Regions from separate parts of the Homo sapiens genome. Here region 2 is linked to region 1. The links are chromatin contacts, found by Hi-C in ENCODE. All regions are on one chromosome and are shown on one strand. Each heading gives the region's core, a stretch centred on a gene start or an enhancer-like site at or near the end of the contact. The rest is flanking DNA. Distances are from core to core; before and after follow the strand shown. Region 1 overlaps ABTB2 (ankyrin repeat and BTB domain containing 2). Region 2 holds the start of EHF (ETS homologous factor).

The links. A loop is a pair of places that touch in the nucleus more often than their neighbours do. Pooled maps may share reads with other maps.
Region 2: a loop to region 1 is called in a pooled map, with 3 times the contacts of the local background. The contact joins the promoter of EHF here to the enhancer-like site in region 1. A Hi-C loop is called at or near these places in 2 of 37 single-sample maps with no recorded cell type and 4 of 50 pooled maps.

The regions. Positions count from the first base shown.
Region 1 is chr11:34,241,431-34,245,687 of GRCh38, forward strand. The region is part of intron 1 of ABTB2 (ankyrin repeat and BTB domain containing 2); the gene reads right to left. Among named protein-coding and RNA genes, the nearest start is that of ABTB2, 110 kb to the right of the region's middle. RefSeq lists enhancers at 580-1,779, 1,972-2,643, 2,638-2,797. Within about 2 kb of position 2,386, at least 16 of the 41 ENCODE cell types and tissues checked have a DNase peak (open chromatin) inside an H3K27ac peak, as active enhancers do.
Region 2 is chr11:34,618,086-34,622,342 of GRCh38, forward strand. EHF (ETS homologous factor) reads left to right here and starts at 3,008. Exons shown (of 9, transcript NM_012153.6): 1 at 3,008-3,143. RefSeq lists a cis regulatory region at 909-1,308.

The DNA.
Region 1 (4,257 bases), core at 1,136-3,635:
TGCCTGAGTACCACAAATGGGGTGAGGAAACAGGAGTGGAAGGAATTGAAAAGATGTAATGATCCACAGGGTATCTCTCCCAAGAGTCCAGGTTTGAGATGATGACCCAGCAGGACTGTTTTGCATTTCCCACATCCAGAGCTCCAATGCTGATAATTTATTGTTATTATTAAAAGACTAGCTGGCCATGATGGCTCAAGCCTGTAATCACAGCGCTTTGGGAAGCCAAGGCAGGAGGATCGCTTGAGCCCAGGAAATCAAGACCAGCCTGGGCAAGATGGCGAGACCCCCATCTCAATTTTCTTCAGAAGTTAACAAGATAATCCCCATCTTGTATTCACCTTTAGATAGAATGTAAAATTGGTTACCTTTTCATTCTAACATGTAAATGTTTCCCCCCTTCATCATCACTGAACCATATCAAGAATTTAGAATCTAAGGCTGAGTTTAAGTCAGAAACAGGCCACAGTCCCCAAGAGCTGCTGGGAACAGCTGGACTCTTCTGAAGGGTCTGTGAAAGTTCCACACATTGATTGAGCCTCCTGGCCCCTTGTTTGCTTCAACAAATGAAAGAAGCAAAATGCAGAAGCTGCGAGGAGATGGCTCGGGCCCTGCGTTGGAAATCTCTCTCCATGGCCACTGCCCACCTCAACTGTGCTATGGAGTTCCCCTCACTTCTGGGGCCCACAACAACTGCACAGAAGAGTGGGCTTTTGCCTTTTATAAATAAAGTCAAGATTCGGTCATGCTTGTGATGAGGCCTTCTGCCGCAGATCTGTGAAGTGCCTCTGGGTCACCCCTGAGTCAGACCTAGCCACACCCTCCTGATCTAAGGCCTTATCACTGAACCAAGAAGGCAGGAGGGTGGGAGCAAGGGGCCAGGAGGACAGCCAGTTCCCACCACGAGGACACCCAGACTACTCTAGGACTCCGGAAATCGTGGGGTCTGAGCTTTACATGAGATAGTGGCTGAAGGGAGCTTGGCACACAGTATCTGACACGCAGCCACAGGAGGGGCAGGGAGGTTGGTGATCCAGCACTTACCTCATCCTTGTCACGCGCCCCTGTATGTACCACCCCACTGAGCTGAGTGGCTGCTGGACCATGGCATTTTTGCCCGGCGATGGAGGGGGGTGGCTGAAGGAGTAGGAATGCTGTCAGAAAGTTCTAGAATAGTTGTAACTGCATTAACTCTGAGGGAAGAAGAGGCATTGGTATCCTAGGGGAGAAGAGGATTGTGGGGAAAAGAATGACCAGGTGGGGTCTTCCTGGTGTAAGGGTGTATGACAGATCTAACTAATCACCACAGGATGATGTCTCCTGGGCACTTATGTGGCATCAAGCTAAGTGGCTCATGCGGGCATTGCCTCAGCTAATCCTCAAAGTCTACAGGACAGGCACAGTCCTTGTCTTCATTTTCCAGAACAGGGAGCTGAACCTTAGAGAAGTCCAACAACTTAACCCAGTCACAGCTAGGCGGGAGGTAACCTAATGAGGACTTCACCTCAGGCCGGGCCTGAGGTAAACCAAAGCTGGGAGGAAGCTGGGTGTCTCTTGTGACAGGACCTCTCCCCTCCACAGCCCTGCCCACCTCACTGACAGTCCGAATCTGGGAGCCTGATAAGGAGGCTGAGGACTCCAGGAGGAAATGCCTGCCAGTGGAACTTTCTACCTTCCAAAGATCATCACACCCAAGATAACCATGGCTTCTTAAGAACACTGTAGGTGGGGAGAGGGTTCTTTATCTCTACACTGACCAGCAAAGAGACGTGTGAGAACAAGCAACCCATTTCAAATCTTGCTTCTGCACAAGGACTAGAGACTAGCCTGTTGACCTCTGGCAAATATATATATATATTTTAGATGGAGTCTCGCTCTGTCGCCCAGCCTGGAGTGCAGTGGCATGATCTTAGCTCACTTGAACTCCGCCTCCTGGGTTCAAGTGATTCTCCTGCCTCAGCCTCTTGAGTAGCTGGGATTACAGGCGTGAGCCACCACGCCCAGCCTCTGGCAAATCTCTTAACCCTACTAAACCCCACATTCCTCATCCATAACCCTGCCCCTCCTCCAACAACAGAAATCACTGACACTGCAAGCACCCTTGCTCCTGACATCCCACTTGATATCACCTTTGATCCGCAAGGATAATCCTAGAAAATATGTCCTAGTCTTACGCGATTTTACAGATTTATTATCTATCTGTGAAAATGGGAACAACAATATTGATTCTCTTAACTTTCTTGAAGAGTCAATGAGATCATTTACGGAATGTGCTTGGCACAGACTCAGTGAAAGATAAAAGCTTGAAGCCTATGGTTAGACCTAAGGTCAGCCACCCACCCAGACCCAGGACCAAGCCCTGAATGTCTAGAGCACGGTTCTTCGCAGACACACCCCAGCCCTGGGTATCAGCGTGGTGACTCAGCAGAGGGCATTCCACAGGCTTATAAAAAAGTTGTCTGGGAAAGCCCCACCTGACTGTGGCCAAGATCCCTCAGTACTCTAGAAGAGCAGGGGACCTGTCTGGAGAAAGGATAGGAATTTGAAGCTTTGTCTCTGAAGTCCAGAACTGCAAAACAGCCCCCCGCTGAAATTCACAAACCACTGTTTCCTTCAGTGCCTGTCCCAAGCTAGGCCCTGTGCTAGCCCTGGAGATAGAAAAGAGACTTGGTTCCCTTAGCAGCCAGCCTGGACTCAGCAGGCCAAACCTTCCCCAGGAGGGGGATGCTGACCTCTGGAGATGTTGCTGCTGACCAAGGGAGGTAATTGTTTCTTTAAAAAAAAAAAAATCACTTTCAGTTGTTAAATGAATAAACCACTCTAAAACACTTAGGAGATAAGAAGGCAATCTATCAGGACTCCCCTGACCTTTGAAAACTCAAAGTGAAAATGGAAGCAGGCCCAGGCTGACCGATAGTGGGAAAAGCAGATCAGCAGCAGTTTCACCACAATACAAAGAGACTGAAAACCCTGCACATTTTTAGCATGTGACTAGAATAATCCACATCAGGGCCCCTAGCACAAAATGCAGGACAATAAAATACGCAGAAAAACAGGGATATCTCATTGTAACTGAACGAGCACTTACTTGCTGCCTGCATTAAGCCTTTTATGAAGATCATTTCATTTAATTTCATTTACTCTTCCCCATGGTGAATAAGAGCTGGGCTTAGAGTTGTTGGCCTGGATTGTTCTAAATATTCACTCTCCCAACCCCCAATGTACTCGCTGTTTGACTTTGGGCACTTTGCTTAACTGCTTTAGGCCTCAATGTCCTCATCTATCAAACTGCGATTCTAGGGTCCCTTATAAGATTGTTGTAATCCCAGCACTTTGGGAGACCGAGGAGGGTGGATCACTTGAGCCCAGGAGTTCGAGACCAGCTTGGGTTACATGGCAAAACCACGTCTCTACCAAAAATACAAAAATTAGCCAGGCTTGGTAGTGTGTGCCTGTGGTTCCAGCTACTCTGGAGGCTGAAGTGGATGGATCGCCTGAGCCCGGGAAGTCAAGGCTGGATTAAGCAGAGATCACGCCAGTGCACTCCAGTCTGGATGACAGAGTGAGAACCTGTCTCAAAAAATTTTCAAAAAAAGAAAAAGATTGTTTTAAACACTAAATGAATAAATCTCCATAAAGCACTTGCCTTAGGATCTGGAACACAAGTCCTCCATAAATGCTGGCTACTATTATTATAATGGCTGATAACAGCCTCTGACTGACACATGCCTCATCTCTGTCTCACATACATTAAAACCAAAACTTCCAAGGTCAGAAGGGCTCAGGTTCAGCACCGTTTCCTCTCCAGGCTGCTGTGATATGCCTACCCCACCACACTGCCACCCTGGCGAGAGCTGAGGACCAGCACAGCCTCCTCCCCACTGAACTTTCCTTGCAGGCAGAGGGCTTTGGATTCTTTGGTTTTCCTCATGGAGGAAATCACCCCCTACAGCAAACCACCCAGGACCAGGTATCCACTTCCGGCATCTTTCTATGGAAGCCGACTGCAGACCAGTCTCAGGCAGTGCTTGGCTGTGCAAGTCCTGAGGCCTAATTCTCAATTATCTGAGGTGTGGAGACACCTGCGGCACTCACCAGACTAACTGGGTCTGGCATAGCAATTGATCTCTAGTTGTGTTGATTTTTGTGGATTTGCTTTTCTCCTCTGATCCAGATGAGGTGAGGGAAGGCATGAGATGAGCAGGAGCTGGTGTCTGGGTGGCTCACGGGGCTGCCACCTTCCAGACCACGGCACAG
Region 2 (4,257 bases), core at 1,758-4,257, 380 kb after region 1:
CACACAACCTGGTTTGCTTTGCTCTGTTCCCCTTTTCCTCTGTGGGGACCAGCACAGGACTCAACTCAAGGGCTCTGTGTCTGTGCACAGGTTGGAGAGGGTGATAGGGCCTTGACCTGTAGGGACAACCAGGAAGATTTCTATGCAGAGTAATTGGGTTTCTAGAGTTTGTTTCAGTTGATTTGAGGGCAAGCTGCTTGGCCTCTCTCTCTTGATTCTTCCCATCCACAGAATAAAGACAATCAGCTTTGTTTATCACTCTGTTCATTTTGCTATGTCTTTATCAGCCCCCCAGAGAATTCAGGAGCACAGAACAAGTGCTGGAGGTCTCTCTTGCCAGAGTCCTCCTTGAGAACTTACAATGTGTCCATATTAAGGATCTGCTGTGTTTGATGATTTTGTGATTACACTTTAAACTTCTTATCCATAAAGGACATACTTGATATATCTGAGACTTGTAGTAGAAGGCCTTGAGACATCCATCTCATCCCATCATTATCTATCTATCATCTATCTATCTATCTATCTATCTATCTATCTATCTATCTATCTATCTATCATCTATCTATCTATCGCCAGTACTGTCTTGTTGAAGTTGGCAGTAGGGTGAAAGACCTCAAACTCCAAAGGACTTTCCGTATGGATGCAATATACCTGCAATTCTAGCTTTTTTGTGTTTTTTTTTTTAGGTTGGGGGTGAGGGGTATTGTTTTCATTTTTGTTTTTCTTCTGGAAGGTTCAACTAAGACCCAAGTAAAAAGAAGAATCAATACTTAATAAGTACCCAGCAAGTAGCAGGCACACTTTTAGGTACTTTATTTACAAAAAAACCTCCACAAATAAAGTGGCTTGTGAGTATGAGGTGACATCTTTCCCTCCCCTCCCACCATCACTACCCCAATATGACTCGTCTCAATAGCCCTCCAATCTAAAATGGACTAAATACAAGTGGATAAAGAAATGGAGATTTAACCAGAATTCTTCAGCTATAAATTACAGGGCCTATAATTAAAGGTGATTGGGACTGGGTCAGAGAGCCACATCACTTTTGTGGTTGCATTTGAAGTTCACTATCTCTTGACCACACAACCCTAGCCCTTCTACTCCCACCCTGCTGTCTCAGGTTAATCTCAGGCAATGGTGTAAAGAAGGCCAAGTTTGTTTCCCTGGAGTCCCACGGGCTCTAGCAATAATGCTTCCCTTTTCTCATGAGTGCCCCGCCACCCACCCCCCTTCACCATCACTACACACAAATGCCCTGCAGTGGGTGGAATGTAGTTACTTCAGGTTGTGCCTGATTTGTCTCTCAAGCAAAACTCCAGCAGGCCATTCCCTCAGGGCCCTGCTCTCAGATCTGGAACTGATAGACTAATTGGGGCTAATGTGATAATGGGAAATAATGAAATTTGTTGTTTTTATCAGTGTGTATATGGGGCGGGGTTTACATTTGCATTTTCACAGGGCCCTTGGCAAGTTCACAGGGTTGAACAGTTGGGAAGGGTGGGAATGTCTGGGGCAGGTTAGGGAGGCAGAGGGATTTATTAGAACTCCCCTAAACTGCACTGACCAAAGCCTCAAGCCCTTCTTCAAGACCTGCCCAGCTTCCAAGACCTTCCCAAGTCCACCCTTGTTTTCCCACTGAGTCTTTTACACTTTCAGAAACCTCTGAATTTGTGTAGAAACTAGAAAAAATAAGTAAGAAAAGACTAATACTACTGCACACTCACTGTTCCCCCTTAATATAATAACCAGTTTTTATTCTATTCAGTCAGCCTTTGACCATAAGCAGACCTTTTTTTTTCTTTTTAACACAAGTAACTTCTTGGTTTTGATCACAAAATCTTTATCTCTGCCAAATCTCAACTTCCCTTCCCTCTCCCACAAAAGGGAGGCCCGTTGAGTCAAAGAAATCTGCTTAGACACTTTGCTCATGCCAGGCCAGTGTCCTGGAAGGTTCAACAGAGAAAGTTAATGGTTGGGGGATGGTATTTTTCTTTGCTAGGAGCAGTCATTCACCCGTATGGGAGAAGGTACATTTGTGACCCAGTGAAGCAGGTACAGGTAACTCCCCATATGTCCCTTGGCCCAAGGGAATAGAGGTTGCCTGGGTATTTGAATCCGTAGATCCTCCCTAATATTCCACCTTCTTCTTGTCCAAACTGTGCTTTTTTATTTCCAGTTTCAGCATTTTGGTCTTCTCATCTCTAACTCTTATAGGGAGTGTCAATAAACCTTTTAAAAAAGATCATGTAAGTGTCAAGAGGAAGTGAAGAACCTAGATAATCCACCAACCGGATAATCAGCTCTTGCATATTTGAGAGTTGACTGCTTGACCTAAGCATCTCCTCATAAGGTACCCTCCCTCCCAGGACCTTCCCTTTCAAACCTCTCAAGGCTCTTACCTGGGGCCAGGGGAGATAGGCTTTTCAAAGTCCATTGAATTGCCAAGAGTCTCTGTCAAGAAGGCAGTCATGGTGCCTGGAGAGGGAACTTGCTGGGAGCCCCTTCAGAGCCTGGTACTTATAGAGCTAGGGAAAAGATCTTGATGCCAAAGCAGGGTGGACTAAATACAGACTAATAAATGAGACAGGTGCTCAAGAGGGCCCCTCCATACCATCATCTCCTCCAGATTTGGACTTCTACTCACTTTGCTTTTACATTCCCTCTTCCCGATGGTGTCTTTGGTGAGCAGGGTGCTTTTCACCTGAAACAGCCTCTGAGCTGAAAAGAACAGTCACCACCAAATCAATTCCTCATCCATTAACAGGTTGTCTCTCTGTTCTTGAGACACAGGCATTACCTGGTTAGACCTGTTTTGTTTGAACACTAACGTGTGAGTTGGCCAAATGCAAATGAGCCAGTGTTTGTAATCCTTTATTTTATTTTTTTAAAGGGCTGGGTAGCCAATCAGAAGAGGGGGAAGTGACTTAGGGAATTCCCGGTTGGTGGCTTATTGCTTAACATCCTACAAAATGATTTAAAATTATTGTTATATGCATTTATCTTCACTCTGATGAGGGCTCAGACTTGATAACACCCGTGGTGCCCCATCCCTATAGGAGCTGGTGAGATTGCAGCCTGCTGCCTCCCCTCCAACAGCCACAGCTATTGGATTTCCCACCCAGAATCTTTAGGTAAATGAGGTAAGTCCTGATTTTTAAAACTTCTTTTGAATCTGGAATCCAAACACTTGAGTGGAAAGAGAAGCCTGCTTTAAACTGGACAGATGAAACTAGAACAGACTCTTGGAGACGGCTGGCAGGAAGTGAAGCTCACCTTACCTGGGCTTACCTCACTGGGTCAAATCAGAATTTTATTTTGGAGGGCAGGTTGGCTACTTTGGATATTATCTGTGAATTTCCTGCATTGTCTGGACTTCTAATCTCTGTGAATTTAAAAGCCCCCTCGTTTCCCTATGCCTGGGTGGCAAAACCATTCCCCTGGGTTGAATTCTTCTGGAACAAATAGGCAGCTAGAGATAGGTGGCTCTGATATAGCTCAGAGAAGAAGTGGTTGGCTAAGTAGCTGTTAGGGCTCAGAGTACACGGTCTCGCTTTCTAGAGATGTCTTCTGCTGGTAATTTTTCTGACTTATGAGCTACATGGAAAGGCCAATTTGTTTTTAATATGTTCCAGGACTGGAAAATGGCTAGAAATAGGCAAGAACATACACAATCACACTGGAAAAAGTGGCCAGGCAGCCAAGGCAGGCAGAGGTATTGGGGAGAGCTGAATATCTACAAAAACAAAAATTCAGAAAAAACAAAAATCAATTTTGGCAAAGGGCTTCACTGTATAACAAGGGGACAAGCTAACCCTTTGTTTACAAACTAACCCTTTGTTTACTCCATTTTGTCCAGAAAATACAACAATCAGTTTTGGCAAAGGGCTTCACTGTGTAACAAGGGGACAAACTAACCCTTTGTTTACTCCATTTTGGGAGACTATGATCAGACAGGCAGTTGTGACTCAGCAGCAACAAATGCCTTCTGAGACAGGGATTCTTTTGATTTTGCTTGGACATTGTGGAGAAGTGTTAGCCCCAATGTGGACTGATCTGGGAACAGTGGGAAATTAACTTCTTGTTGGTAAATATCAGGCTGAGGTGAGAAAGCGACATTTTCACCGTCCATCTTTGCTGATTTACCATGCTCCCAGGATGGTGGGAGTGTGTGTTTTTAAGATGGAGAGTGTATGCTTCTGGGTTCAAGTTCACAGGTGTCTCTGCTGGTTATCTGCACTCACCTTGGTAACAGGG